Linked DNA regions of Mus musculus: region 2 is linked to region 1. A link is a loop called in an ENCODE intact Hi-C map of the cell type or tissue named here. Cell type or tissue: heart. All regions are shown on one strand. Region 1 overlaps Spns3 (spinster homolog 3). Region 2 overlaps Spns2 (spinster homolog 2).

What was found. A loop is a pair of places that touch in the nucleus more often than their neighbours do. Peaks named below come from ENCODE experiments on the same cell type or tissue, not always from the same donor. Only the 100,000 strongest peaks of a DNase experiment are listed, where the experiment ranks them.
Region 2: it touches region 1 in a loop (2.1-fold over the local background); 1 of 42 quality-filtered maps calls a loop at or near these places.

What each region holds. Positions count from the first base shown.
Region 1 is chr11:72,515,606-72,523,605 of GRCm38, forward strand. All of the region lies in intron 8 of Spns3 (spinster homolog 3), which reads right to left. Among named protein-coding and RNA genes, the nearest start is that of Spns2, 30 kb to the left of the region's middle. In heart, no CTCF peak of the experiment used is centred here; DNase peaks (open chromatin) are centred at 3,796, 6,586 and 7,206.
Region 2 is chr11:72,465,451-72,473,450 of GRCm38, forward strand. All of the region lies in intron 2 of Spns2 (spinster homolog 2), which reads right to left. Among named protein-coding and RNA genes, the nearest start is that of Gm40194, 12 kb to the left of the region's middle. In heart, no CTCF peak of the experiment used is centred here; DNase peaks (open chromatin) are centred at 1,019, 1,791 and 3,961; H3K4me3 peaks cover 292 bases; H3K27ac peaks cover 4,157 bases.

The DNA of each region.
Region 1 (8,000 bases):
AAGAAAAAGTTTATTTGGGGGCTTACAGTGTCACCAGGTTGGAGTCCATGACAATCCTGGCGGGGAGCATGGCAGCAGGCAGGCAAGTATGGCATTGAAGCCGTACCTGAGAACTTACATGTTGAGACAACAACCATGACACAATGACAGCTGAGAACAGCATGGGCTTTTGAAATCGCAAAGCCCTCTTCTGGTAACACACCTCCTTCAGGGGTCAGGGAGTAGAATGTGGTGGTTTGAATGAGAATAGCTCCTTTAGAGTCATGTGTTTGAATACTAGGTCCCCAGTTGACAGAACTCTTTAGGAAGGACTAGGAGGTGTGGCCTTGCTGGAAGAGGTGTGCCCTGGTATCTTATCACAGCAATACAAAAGTAACTAAGACAGTGAGTGACTGCCAGTGGGTACAAGGCCTCTCTCTGGGGTGATGTAAAGGCTCTAAAGTCAGTGCAGGGCCTGGGCAGAGTTGCAGGCACCTGGTGTCCTAACACCTAGGAGGCTGAGACAGGACAGTCATTTGAGCTCAGGAGTTCAAAGCCAGTCTGAGCAACATAGTAAGCCCTTATCTCAAAAGGGAAAATTGATGTGTGAATGATCACACAGCTCTGAATACATAGGAAACCATGAGGTACACACTTTAAGTATATGAGTTATATGGCATGTGAATTAATATCTAAACAAATATGTTCTAAAAATTACAAAGTGGGCCTGTGAGATGGCTCACTGGGCAAGGGCCCTTGCTCCCAGGGCTGACAATCTGAGTTCAATACCTCACTCAGGCAGTGGAAAGCAAGAACAGAATCCTGCAAATTGTTTCCTAACATCCACAGGTATATCACAGCATCTGCACACACAAGCACATGCATACATGCACATACAAATCATAGATAACTGAATGCAACCCGCCTTCCCAGAAACAAAACCTGCTGGAGAGATGGCTCGGTGGTTAAGAGCACTGGCTGCTCTGCAAGGGGACCTGGGTTCTATTTCCAGCACCCACATGGTGGCTCACAGCAACACCAGTTCCAAGGGATCTAACACTTCTGGCCTCCATGACCACCAGGTACACACATAGTGCACAGATATGCATACAGAAAAACCAGCTATACACATAAAATAAAATAATAATAATTTGTAGAGGTTATTTTAAAAAATCACACGACCCCAGTGTCTGTGCACCATGGCTCACTGTGTGCCTATAATCTCAGCATGTGGGAGTCTGAAGCAAGAAATTGAGACCAGCCTGGGCTACAAACCGAGTTCTGGTCCAACCTGGGCTACAGAGTGAGACTCTGTCTCAAAATAACAACAACACAAGTATTTGTAGTGAACATAAACCTGAGAATTAGAACAGAAAGACAAATAGGAAGACAGCCATCTAATGAAATGGCATACGTGGATGGAAACAGACCAGGGTGTTGAGAGCAATCACTTCTCAGAGATTTCTGATTTATTTTACTTATTTACTTTCTCTTTTGAGATTGAATCTCACTGTAGTTCTAGAACTCAGTATGAAGAGCAGACTGGCCTCTAACTCACGAAAATCTGCCTGCCTCTGACCTACCTGGCAACCACTACATCTTTTAAGTTTCCCCCCAAGTGAAATATGAAGTTGGGGCTGGAAGGCTGACTCAGTAGTGAAGAGCACTGGTTGCTCTTGCAGAAGACCTGGGTTCAGCATTCCGCACCCACACAGCTAACAACCATCTATAACTCCAGTTCAAGGGAATCAAACATTCTCGTCTGGCCTCTGCAGGCATGTGGTGCATATACATACATACAGATCAAATACTCATACACATTATATAATAATACATATAATATATAATATGATATATATATATACACATACATATATATGTACATAATTTGATACACTACAGTAGTCTAGAGTGTAGGTTGCAACCTTGTCTTCATGATGGCAATGCCATGCACCTGCAGCCTCTGGCCTGTGAGTGCCTGGAAGGTTATCCCCACGTTATTTCTCTTCCCAAACTATGATCACTTCAGTGACTTCAATCAAACTCCCAGATAAACTCCCAGAGTTATCAGCCTAAACCTCCGTTCTGAAGCCCAAGCTAGCACACAGAAGCTGCCTCTTGGCATCTTGAGCTGCATGTCCCAAGAGACAGCCTGGGATGGTTCACCTAGCCTGGATTTGGAACCACCTAGAAGACAGCTCCAGCAATGCCTGTGAGGATGTTTCTAGAAAGCTCTAACTGAGGTGGGAAGATCCATCCTGAATGTTAATAGCACCAGCCTGTGGGCAGGGGTCCAGGACTGAATAAGCAAGAGGGCTGGGCAGTGGTGTCTCATGCCTTTAATTCTAGCACTTGGGAGGCAAAGGCAGGCGGACTTCTGAGTTCGAGGCCAGCCTGGTCTATAGAGTGAGTTCCAGGACAGCCAAGGAACCCTGTCTCAAAACACGAAAGAAAGAAAGAAAGAAAGAAAGAAAGAAAGAAAGAAAGAAAGAAAGAAAGAAAGAAAGAAAGAAAGAGAGAGAGAGAGAGAAAGAGAGAGAGAGAGAGAGGAGGGAGGGAGGGAGGGAGGGAGGAAGGAAGGAAGGAAGGAAGGAAGGAAGGAAGGAAGGAAAGAAGGAAGGAAGGAAGGAAGGAAGGAAGGAAGGAAGGAAGGAAGGAGAGAAGGAAGGAGAGAAGGAGGGAGAGAAGGAGGGAGAGAGGGAGGAAGGAAGGAGAGAAGGAGGGAGGGAGGGAGGAAAGGAAGGAAGGAAGGAAGGAAGGAAGGAAGGAAGGAAGGAAGGAAGGAAGAGGAAGAGAAAAGAAAGAGAAGAGAAGGCCAATTGGTGGCACACCCACCACACCTAGAACTCAGAGGGCAGAGGCAGGCAGACCTCCATCACTTTGAAGCCAGCTTGATCTACATAGTGAGTTCTAGGCTAGCCAAGGGTACACAGTACGACCCTGTCCTAGTTTAAAAAGAAGGAGGAGGAGGAGGAGGAAGAGAAGGAGGTGGGGGAGAGCAGAGCACCAGCATTTGCCTCTCTGCTTCCTCACTGCAAATGCAGTGTGGGCTGGCTAGTTATTTCATCAACTTGACACCAGCTAGAGCTATCGGGGAAGAGGAACCTCAGCTGAGGAAATTCCTCCATCAGACTGCCAACAGGCCAGACTGTAGGGCATTTTCCAAATGACTGTGGGATGGGGGGGGGGGTGCATCTCACAGGGGTGATGCTACCCTGTGAAGGTCCTGAGTTGTATAACAAAGCAAACTTAACAAGCCCCAGGAGCAAGCCTCGGTAAGCAGCACTCCTGAGCCACTGCTTTAGTTCCTGCCTCCAGGTATCTGCCATGATGTCCCTCCATGATGGGCTGTCAACTGTAAGATGAAATTAACCCTTTCTTCCCCAAGTCACTTTTGACCATGGTCTTTATCACAGCGGTAGGAAGTGAGACACAGGATGTCCAGCTGCCTCGTGGTACTGCTACCCACCCCCCCGCCCCCCCGCCCCCGCCCCCGCCCCGGGGAGTGCATCCTTAAACCATGAAGCAAAAATAAACCCTTCCTGCCTTAAGTTGCTGTTGTTGGAGTGACAGAAAAAGCAACTAATATACATCCCAAATTTAACATGCCTAAATTGGAACCCCACAGAACTTTAAAAACAGCCACCCTTCCCCTCCCTCAGACGTCCCCTCAGTAAAGAGCAACTCCTTGACTCCAGCCGCTCAAGCCACAGAGACACTCTCAACTCCTCTCTTTCTTTTGCTCTGTACCCAGTCTGTCAGGAAATCCTGTTGCTCTACTTCCATAACACACCCAGAACCTGACCACTTCTCCACACTTCCTCACTAGCCAGCCTGACTCAAGCCACCGCCCTCGTTGGCCTGTGTCATTGGAAAAACCTCTTAATTATTTTCCTCTTCCTGACTTTGGCACCACCCATTCCATTCCAACACAGAAGTCAGAGAATTCCCCTGCCTTTTTTATTTCAAGTTTTCCCCTTATCTATTTAATATTTGTGTTTGTGCATGCAAAGAGGAGGTCAAGAGACATGTGTACAGACCACAAAGCCAGAGGACAGCTTGCAGAAATCAGTTCTCTTCTTCTACCAGGTTGGTCCCCGGGATCGAACTCAGGGTGTCAGGCTTGGCAGCAGGCCCTTTTACCTGCTGAGCCATCTCACTAGTCCCATAGAGAGTTCCTTAAGCTGTGTGATTGGCAGTTGCAAAATGCCCCCAGTTAATCCTTCCACATCATGTTCATGCCTTTACACTGTGCCCTTCCTCAGTGAACCTGGGTGGGTTCTACATACCTTAGACAACAGAAGAAGGCAGAAGTGATGTACTTCCTGGGGACTAAAAGGCTTTGCATCTTCCACTTGGGTCTCTTAGATATTGTTCTAAAAAGAAGCTTATCTACTCTAACAAAGGATACAGAGTCCCAGAGAGAAGAGCCACGGGAGACTGGTCAGTGTGGGCATTACACCCATCCCAGGTCAGTGCAGTTACAAACAAACAGAAAGCAGAAGAGAAAGCATCCGGCCATGAGAAATCACTGAAGGCCAAGGATGTGACTCAGTTGGCAGAGTGCTCAGCTAGCCTGCACAAAGCCCCACGTTTGATCCCTGGCACTGTTTAAACTGTGTATGATGTTGTATACCTGTAACTCCATGTCCTGGGAAGAGGAGGTGGAGACAGGAGGATCAGAAATTCAAGGTTATGCTTGGCTACAAAGGGAGTTCAAAGCTGTCTCAGTGAGGGTCACCGTTGCTGTGATGAAATACTATGACCAAAAGCAACTGGGGGAGGACAAAGATTTCACTTCTACTTCCACATCACTTCATCATCAAAGGAAGTCAGGACAGGAATTCTAACAGGGCAGGAACCTGGAGGCAGGAGCTGATGCAGCGGCCATGGAAGAGTGTTACTTACTAGTCTGTATCTCATGGCTTGCTCAGCCTACTTTCTTATAGCATCCACGACCACCAGCCCAGGGGTGGCACAACCCACAATGGGATGGTTCCTCCTGTATCACTCTATAAGCAGGCTTGCCTACTGCCTGATCTTATGGAGGCATTTTCTCAGTTGAGATTCCCTCCTCTCAGATGACTCTAGCTTATGTCAAGTTGACATAAAACTAGCCAGCAAAGAGGCCAGTCTGGGCTCACGAGACCCTGCCTCAAAATAACAATAATTATAATTACTATAGTAGACTGTTTCAAGCCACTAAGTTTGGGGGTGATTTGTTAGGCAGCAAGAGATCCCCACTATAAACCATCACTTAGATCACTTGGCTTGTATGCAGGACACATTCACTGGTCCTCAGTTCACATCTGAAACCAAAGACATTGTAGGCACAAGGTCCTACACGATCTGTATCCCCCACTTCCTGGTCCTACACGATCTGTATCCCCCACTTCCTGTTGCCATTGCTCGGAACACATTCCCTCCACCCTGTCTTGGCTCACCCCATCCCAGGCACATTTCCTTCATTCCCACCAGTCGCTTTCTCTTCCCTGGAGTCTCAACATCTGCTGTTCTCCTTCCAGATTGCTCTTTCCCACTACCATGTGGCTCTGTCCTTCACTTGCTTCTGGTCAGTACTGAAGCATTCATCATAGAGAGAGTCTTATATTCCCTGGCCCCTTGAGCCCTGATCCTTTGTCTTTTTCTCTTCTGTTATCCACACAGAACGCATCTTCCTCTGACATACATTTATTTCACTCCATGCAGATGGTGTGCTATTTTGTTTAATACAACACCCCCCCAATGTTTAGAATGGTATATGTCACACAGGACATACTGGGATGTATTTGATGGGGACAGGGGTCCTTGCTGCTCCTCCTGGCTAAGACTTGGCCTCAGATCTACCTCTTGAGATCTCAGACACATCAGAAAATGCATTCCCTCAGTTCAGGAACCCCAGCTTTGGTTCCAGGTACAACTTGAACCCTAGACTTCCTACCGGTGAGACGGTGAGAACAGAGTGGAGCCAGAGACTGGTACCCAGTGGGCCTCCTGTCTGTATGCACAGACATGCTTCCCTTCAAGGTGAAACCCCAGAGGCACCCAGAGAATGGAGGACAAGAAGACCTAAGCCACATCAACCAACTGTATTTTCCAAAGATGAGGATATCTTGTCATCACATGTTCTTTCAGGTCCTTGATCCTCTCTCTCATCAAAAGACAGACTCTAGGGATCTGGAGAGATGACTCAGCAGTTAAGAACACCAGCTGTGCTTTCAAAAGACCCAAGTTCAGTTCTCCAAACCCACACTGGACAGTTCCCAAATACCTGTAACTACAACTTCAGGGAAATTGACTCCCTCTTCTGACCTTCTCAGGCACCCAAACAAATATTCACATGTACATACTCATAAATCAAAATAATCTGTTTTTCTCTGTTTCTCCAGCCTGTTATTATTTTAAGCAACAAGTTAGAGTTCAAGGGAATACAACACTTTCAAAGTAACTTTCCAGGATCAGTCAGAGGAGGCATGATAGCTTCCCCTAGCTAGTTATCCCTAGCTGCTAATGCTTGGAATCCGACCACAGTGTTGTAAGGGAGCCCAGGCTACACAGAGAAGACACGGGCAGGCACTCCGGCTAAGTTCTCATCAACTGCCAGACAGCTTGGCTTCCAGGATCCAGCCCTTCCCATTTGCCTACTTGACTTCAGATAGAAAACACGATGTCACCCCTTCTGCTTCCAACCTAGTCTTGCCTAACTGAAAACTCTGAGCAAAACAAATGCTTTCGTTGTTTTGAGTGGCCAAGTTTCATTACACAACCATAGTAACTAGAACAGGCTCAAAAGTTCATTTACCTCCACAGTGAGACTACAGGTAAGCAGCCTCCCATCTTACTGCTGAGAGGACTGAGGTTCACAAGGCCAGTATCTTACCCTAGATCATACAACCAGGAAATATGGAAGCAGAAATGGCAGCCTGGGCTTTCAGATTCCCCAGTGAACACTCTTTGCCATGCCCAAACTCTGGTTACTTCATCCTGAACACAAAGTCCCCCCAAAGTGGGACTGTCAACATTCAGCCACATCCTCCAGCCAACAGGTCAACAATGGTTGAGCCCCTGCATCAGGCTCAGACCTCCTCTAAGGGACAAACCCCTTCTCCTCTGAAGGGCAGCAGCTCTGGGAAGAGGGCCAAGGAAGGGGTGTGAGCCAAGACTTGCTGCGAATGTGTCTGGATCCTAATTACCGGCCGGGAAGTCCACTTCCCTTGCCAAGAGGCCCTAAGGATAGGAGATGGAACCCTCACACCTGCAGGTGGGCCACAGGGCCTGAACAGAGCCCCAAACTGGACTTCATATGTGCAGGAAACTTCATTTCCATGGAACACAGGAAAACTTGGTCTCTACCAATTTGGGAGCAGACACACTGTACTGCCAAAAACCCCTTCTTCCCACGCAATGTAGTTACAGCAACTAAAGTGAGAAAAAAAGCTATGTTCGGCCATATACCCAGGCACACATACCCCCCACGCAATCATCAGGCATAGTCAGGTAGACAAGGACACAAGGTGCATATAAATTAACATAACTCAATATGTATGTTCAATACATATTCAACCTGAATATACATGTGTATAGCATTGTACACATGAAAGATTTATACATACATACATACATACACACAACTCATTTACTAAAATATATCCACTTATGTGCATGGACACATCAGTACACACACTGGCATGCATGCCCATGTACATACACACATAAAACAATTTTTTTAAAGGAAAGGAAAGGAAAAAAGAAGCAAAGTCAACAAACCTTTCAACTGACACAGAAAAAAGGAAAGAATGCTCAGCTTACCAAAATCAAGAGTGAAAGGGTACTGATAGCAATCTCACAGAAATCAAAAGGATTATAAGGAAATACTATAGGCATTTATATACCAAGAATTAGATTTATCTAGATTAAATACAAAAATAAAAAATCCTAGAAAAAATGAGAAGTACTTCTCTAAACAAAAGATAAAGACCATTATAGAAAACCATAATCAATCAAAATTCTAGAGCCCAGTC
Region 2 (8,000 bases), 50 kb before region 1:
ACATACTAACATACGTTAGGTGCTTGGGATTCATGGGTAGATAAACAGGAGATTCCTGCCTTCCCGGAACTTAATGATCTAAGGAAGAAAGGCACATAAATAACAAAATAGTAGTAATAATTAACACGCTGTATGAGGAATATTAAGCAGGTACAGGAGATGTATAGATATATGAAATGTATGTGAAGAGATACGTGTATGAAGGACCACAGCCTGGAGGAAGGAGTGGCAAGAAGCAGCTGCTGATAGATGCATGAGGAAGATGAGGCTTTCCGCAGAAACAGAAAGCCAGGAGAAACTGAAGCTCAGGAGCTGAGCGCACAGGGACGATCCTGCAGCCTCGGGTGGAATCTGGCAAAAACCAAGCCATTTCTGTGACCGAGGTGAGGTTGATGCATTGGCCATTCCTGTTCGAACATCTCTGCCAAACATCTCTGCTGCTCTGTACAGCCAGAGTCCAGTGTTGCCTTAGAGTATGATAGACATTATCATAAAATTTTATTGAGAATACATGTATGAGAGAGAAGACAGATCATACAGTATTAAATAGAAGAGACGGTGACATTTCAACTCAGCAAAGACCTGCAGGAGACAAGGAAACAGTCATAGAAGTACCGGGGAAAGGAGAGCTAGAGTGCACTTGGTGTGTTTGCGGGGCGTGAAAGAGGCCAGAGTGTCTGAAGCAAAGTGACGGAGGGGGAAGGGTGGAAGACAAGGCTAAGAGGCCAGATGGAGTGGGATCCTCACGGGGAAGGCAGGAGATGCTGAACAAAGAACTAATGACCTGGTTTGGCTCTGCTGGGACAAGAGCACAGTAATGTTCAGGGACTTGGGAGAGAATGCCACTGTTGATGATGGGAGGGGTTGGTGTTCTAGGTGAGATACAGAGATCCAGGTAGAATAGAGGCCAACTACACAGACAGGGAGTCCCCTCTGTCTCATGGAAGGCAGTCCCACTGCCAGTAGGCAGATGGCCAGACAACACTGACCTCTGTACGCTAGGTTCATGTGTATGTGGTTTAGCAGCCTCTGGGGAGACAGTATTTAGGGGGAGGAGCAATGACGAGAGGAAGGGCGTGAGCAGGGCAAAGTGGGTTGCTCAGAGTAGCATGAAGGGTTCTTTTCTCCGCTAGACTTGAAAACACAGGAGAGGGGACCTGGTAATTCAGGTCTGTGACTTAAGCTTTGGGCAGAATCAGTCCTTGCGCCATAGGGTTCAACCCCAGCTCTGCACCTTCTTAGGTAGGCTCCTTTGCCAGGTCACATCTCTGTCATTGTCAGCCTCATTGATGTGCTGGTAAATGTGTAGAAACAGGTTCTCTAAAAAGGGACAGAGGAGGGGCCCCACGATGCCTGGGGGTTGTGCATCTCCACAGTATAAACACTCTACCCGGCTGAGGCCAAGTCACCTAAGAGATGTGAAGCTCAGAGCTTAGTACCTTGTTCAGTCATAGGCGTTTCCACCATTCAGATAAAAGGAGTTTACCTTAAGCACACTGATAATGTCTTGATGTAAGAAAGTAATTAGGAAGCGATGACTTCTGAGAATTTATCAGCTTCTTTCAGTACAGATCACTCAGTTGTAAGTTTATTATGATTTAGTTCTAACAATGGCTGTGTCTAACAATCGGCTCACACAATTCCTAAAAATTTAACAATCGACTCTCATGAGCCACTCTAAGCCAGCTCCCCACGCCAACTTCCTCATCTGTAAAATGAAGATAAAAATAGCTGCTGCTCTGGTGGCTTGAGTATTGGATGAGACAGTGTGGGGGAAGGTGCTTCATGCCCTGCCCTCCGAGGCGCAGGCTGGGTCAACAAGGCTCGTGTTTACATTAGCCAGGGCCAGTATTATTTCCTTACATCTACAGAAAGAATGCTTTCTTGTCAGCTCTGCCTCCTAAGACCTGCCCAAGATCAGATCAGGATGTGGACGAGGAAAAGCTTAGTCTCAAAGGGCTTACACATGTTTAGAGGGGAAGAGGAACAACTGCCTTCTGTATGCCAGTCTGAACTGGGTGGGGAGTGGGCAGAGACAATCTGAGTAGGCAGTGCCTCTTGTCTAGCCAAAGTGCAGGTCCTACCATGAATTGCACAGCTTGATGTACTTAAAGCCTGTGAATCAGTAAGGGTCACCAAATCCTGCTAATGTCAAAGTGGGTAATGAAACGTGCCTAGGAGTTCACCATGATGACAACACATGCACACACACACACACACACACACACACACACACACCACTCTCTCGCTCCCCCTCACACTATCTCTCACACACAGTCACACACACGCACACATGCACACATACTCTCACACACACGCACACACACTCTCACACACACACATTATCTCTCATACACAGTCACACACATGCACACATGCACACATACTCTCTCACACAACACACGAACACACACATACTCTCTCACACACACATACTCTCTCACATACATACTCACACACACATGCACACACACATACTCTCTCACACACTCACACACACATACTCTCACACACACACATACTCTCTCACACACATTCTCTCACACACACACACTATCTCTTACACACAGTCACACATACTCTCACACACACACGCACACACACTCTCTCTCTCACACACACACACACAAGCACACACACATACTCTCACACACACTGACACACACACACACACACACACAGAGGCACGCACACACTGTCACAGGCACGCGCACACTGTCACATTCACACACACATTATATAAATTTCAAGTCTTCTAATCATATTGTACGATGGTTAATGAAGCACGATGCTTATTGTTAATAACGCCTGCAGTTGTCACTGATGGATCAGTTATGACAGACCAGGCCCTGGACACACACTTGGCACATGCATTCATCATTTCTGTCGATTCTCTCTCTAACTTCATCTTACAGAGAAGATGACCCAGCTGAAAGAAGTGATGTCACAGGGCAACTGTATGTCTGAGTCAAAATTAAACTGTAGTTTAGCTGACTCTGAAGCCCTCGCTTTAAATCATATCACTTGATGCTAGACTGGGAAGAGGATGGTCCCCACAGACGCCCCTGACGTCAGAGAATATTCATGCTATACTGGGAACAGCAGGAGATGGGTCAGGCTGCAGCGTGAGAAGGCCACAGGGGGACACACGTCCCTAGAGACCAGGACTGGGCTTACATTCTGAGGCCTAGCATGTCCCATCCCACCCCTGTGAAGGGAGTGCTTTCAAAAGCCCTCACTGAGTGACTGAAGGAACCTGAGGCAGGCACCTGGACCTTGGCCACATGGCACCATTTTCAGCAGGGCCGTCTGGCTCTCCCACTCTGGCTTTTTGCTCCTGCAGTGGGTAGGATCACTGCAGCTAGGTAGGCTCCCAGAACAGCAGTGCACGTGTTTCCACCTGCCAGTCAGGCCTGCCGTGCTCCCAAGCTCCTCCATTCCATCAGAAAACTTGAGCCCTACTTTTCTGTACCCACATTACAGCTGGAGCCACTGAGGCCCCAGCGAGTAGAGAGACTCATCCTAGATGACTTAGCCAGCTTGCCAGTCTTATGACTTCCTTTAAGAACAAAGGAATTCAGGGTCAGGAATGTGCCAGGTCACCTTTGCAGCCTGATGAGGAGCCTCCAGCTCTTCCTAGCCCTCAGGGGTATCACTGGCCAATGGCAGTCCCTGTACGCTGCTAGGATAGGTACAGGAGGAACAATCCAAGCAAAGGACAGAGAACTATATGTCCCTCAGAAACAATGGGCACTGAGAGGCCTACAGAGCCAGTAGGCAGTTCTGCTGGGAATAAAAACCAGCAACAGCTAGAAGCTTCCTGTGCTGTCCACCCCAGCCTCCCTCTTTGTGGGAGGACAGCTTTCAGACCAGACTAGCTACCCCGCCCCACCCCCAACCTCAGTGTAGGCAGAGTGGATTTCCCGGCAGTTCCCGCATACACGAGGACATCCTGTGGCCAGGGTGTGGGGAAGACCTCACTCAGCTCACGCTTGCTGAGCCCACAGGTCTAGGACAATGGAGCTGTAGGGCAAGTAGCCAGGCAGAGGGGGGAGGGTACCCAGGCTACTGTTGATGGGAGGAGTCCCAGCTCAGCATTAGAGCTCAGGCACCAAGCCTCACTCTCCTTCATAGGGTTGGCTCAAGGCCATCAGAAAATGGAAAGGAGCCTGGGTGAGGGTATATGGTATGTGTGTGTGTTTGTTTATATATATTATCATGGATAATGCACACATGTAATCCTAGAGCTCAAAAGACTGAAGCAGGAGGATTGCAAGTTTGAGCTACCAAGCAGGTTTCAGGCTTCAAAGTAAAATGAAAAGTGCTTAGGACATAGCTCACTGGCAGGGCACTTACCTAGCAAGTTCAGGGTCCTGGGTTTTATCCCCAGTGCCACAAAAGAAAAATAAGACAGATGACAGGTTGAATGACATTCCTGAGGTGACATCTACCTCCTGTGGCTGACAGAGGACTCAGTGTGCAGACATCTAGAAGGCAGGAGCAGGCCTCACAGGGGCTCTGCATGCAGTCACTCTGTGGCTCTATCCATGGTAGGAGATGTCCCTCTCACTACACGTGGGACCTGCATGACCCCAGAAACTGGCATCAGAGTAAGAGACGGCAAGGTAGGTGCTAAGAAGCCACTGTGGCCATGAAGCCTACCTCCTGCCCTTGCCTGGTCTGGCTGAACCAGGGTTGTTTCCCAAGTTCAGACTCCAGCTGGCTGCTATTTTGAGAAGACACACCACCCTCCACATCCTGTGGGCAGGGAGGATGCTCAGACAGACGTGGGTAGCCTCTGCCATCCAAGTCCAACCCAGGCCACTCCAACTGATGGGGAAGACACGAAACATACATAGCTCCACTAGTGGCATCTGGGGTCTGTCCACACTCAGCCCTCAGGCAGGAAGAACAGCACTATTGCTCTGTCTATGCTCTGCTTTGGACAGAAAGCCTGTGCTGGTGTCTCCAGCCATAGGTGGCTTTTGGGGTCTCCTGGGAGGGTGGCTGTGGGGCTGCCTAGTTGTACCCATGGAACCTTGGTCTGTGAAGCAGAGCATGTTCCTGGACTCATCAAGGTTGAGAAGAACAAGGCCTGAAGACACTGTCTGGTTTCACTCTGAGCCAGCTCTTCCTCCATCCCTACCCCATCCTGGCATTTCCTGTGGCCCCACAAACTCAAGCCCTGAGTAGCCTCCAGCCTCCTCTGCCATCCGTTCCTGCACTGGGCAACAGTGTGAACACTGATGCATACAACCACATGGTCACGCCCTGCTCTCAAGCCTTCTCTGCTGCCCTATCGATCGATCTAAGACAAAAGCCCAGGAACTTGAGCCTTCAAGCCTTTCACAAAAATGTCTTCCTGATTCTTCTGCCTCCACTTCCTCCATTCTCCCCATAGGGAAGGTCACAGCTGACCAATCACAGGTCACAAAGACCAGGTAATATCACAAACAACAACACACTGCCCCTTCTCAGTGTTGCATTGACGCTGACTCCTTCAGACTCATCTTCTAATTTATTTTCTCTTAAACTGGGTCTAGTTTACTCATGTTTTTGAGACAGAGTCTCACTTTAGCTCAGGCTATCCTTGAATTCAATCTGTAGTCCAGGCTAGCCCAAAATTCAGAGCCTTCTTAAATGCTTGAGATTTCAGATGTGAGCTACCATGCCTGGCTAGTTATATCTATTTTTAAAATCTTCTTAAAAAAAAAAAAAACAAGCCTATTATCTATAGCTCTTCAGGCTGCTTCCAGGACCAGCTGCCAGCTCTCACAAAGGTGAGTTGCCTGTGGCATCTGTATTTTTCCCCTGGTGCTGGGAATGGACCGGAAGGCCTTGTGCCTGTGGGGTAAGCACTCTACCACTACATCATACATTCTTCATGTAGTCTGTCCTGCTGTGCACTGTTCACTTCGAATGTGAGTTTGTCTTCAGGGAGAGCCGTCACTGTGTCCATGTCAGTTTTGGATCACGAAGGCTTCCCTAAAGAGCCATTTGGATTTGCTCTCACTGGGGTCCCTGGAAACAGATGGCTTCTATGGAAAAAAGAGGCCGGAGGCCACTGGGACTGGCACCAGGCTCTCTGCAAAAAGTCAGAGGCAACATCTGCTGGGAGTGGGACCTCTACCAGCTGAACTGTCTGCCAGCCTGGACAAGCTTGGGATCCGGGAGCTTGCCTGAGTCCTGGCAGGAAACTGAGTCTGTCTTGTGACCCTGAAAGTCTAAGCTAGCACCGGTCTGAGCTTTGGGTAAAAAGCCGCCAACCTGGAAGATGACCAGCAATGCACAGGGAGCTATAGAACCAGCATTCAGGGGAAGCCTGCTTTGATATCCTGTGCTGCGTGTGTTTGAAAATTTTGTGAAAATGTCATTATGAACACTGCCAAGTGCCCAGCAGATACAACTGCCCTCCGAGCTCTGAAACATGACTTCAGCTCCATCTCCCACACCAGCTTTTGACTTTAGCTCTTTGCTTCTGGCACCTGGGAATTCCCTGTTAGCTTTAGCTTTCAAGTGCAGCTATGTAATTTAAACAGGTTTTCTCTTCATATTTTCTTGAGCTTGGAGAGCAAGGTGTGGGTGGGTGGGGGCGGGGCTCTGATATCTACCTATGAACTGACCAGATGTCCTTTCCCAAGCATGAAAAAAGCCCCACTGAAATGTTCCCTCTTTGGGGAAGACCTTCTTACCTGCCACCAGTTACAGCTAGGTGCACACTCTGCCCTCTATCCAGCCTCCCACGCTAGACCCTGCATCTGAGAGGTAACTGAATAGCATTTTCTACTCCCACTGAGGGTGAGGATCTGCTTGCCAGCAGGGTCTAAGCATAAATAGCACCCTGCCCAGGGCATGCCAAGGAACTGTTTGTGTAGCTGCTACCCTTTTCAACGTGGGTTGTGGGAGCTCCCCCAATGGCTAGAGTTCTACTGTGTGGCTGCTACTGAGGTAGAGCTGAGACAGCAGCAGAGTACAAGGGCATGCTGACAATGGACGCCTTCCCAGGGGGTAAAAGAAAGGGCAAGCCCAAGCCAAAACCTCTATCTCCTCACATGCCTCCCAGCCCCAAAGCCCCTGGAGCCCACAAATAAGCTGGTGCTGTTCTCAGCCCTGGCCCTTTGATCCGGGCAAGCAGCAACACCTAGCTGGCGCCCTAGACCAGCTCTGACCTTATCGGACTCAGGGAAGAGACAGGTGCCTGGGGCACAGGCCAATTAGGTGCCTTGCTCTGGTACCCACTGAGTCACATCCTGGTTGAGCCTGTCCAGCTTCTCAGCTCAAGTGGCCAACAGGGTGAGGACACACCGCAGGGAGCAGGTCAAGACTACAGGGCAAGGACTCACAAGACTCTGAGAAGGCTGGGAGGTACCCACCGTGACAGGGACACAGTGATGCCAAACACTCAAACTCCATCAACCACAGGGTCTCTCTACCATAGGACCTCAACAAGTTGCTCCCCTCCCTTGGACCACCTCGTTCACCAGAAAGTGAACTTGGCAAAGACAGCCTTTAGGGTTCTGGAAGAATCAAAGGAGACTATACGTGTAGGGTATTGGTCCACTTTCAGCCAGGTCCCTGGAGATCAGAAGGCACTATGTGCCTTCTCATGAAGCAAGAATCCAGCTCAGGAGGTGCTGTGGAAGAAAACAGGGCTTGGCCTCCCACATTCTTTGGGGATGATACCTGCTCCATGTCCCTGAAAGGCCAGGTAGGACTGACCACACTCAGGGTAGTTGATGAGAGAAGCTGGGGTACAGCCTCCTTCCAAATCATCAGCAAGGCTAGGACCAGAGGGATGGGGTTCACCCAGGTTCCTGGGAACTCAGGGACCATGTGGAGTAGATGTCAGAGTCTAAGAAAGCTGTGTAGTCCATTTTTCCCATATTACCATTGGCCAGGACCCCTTCCGGTGGGTGATCACTGTGTACAGAGTCTAAAGCCTGGAGGGACCTGCAGGGCAGGAAGGAGAAAGGAGGGCCTGGACTCATTGCTTGGATGGA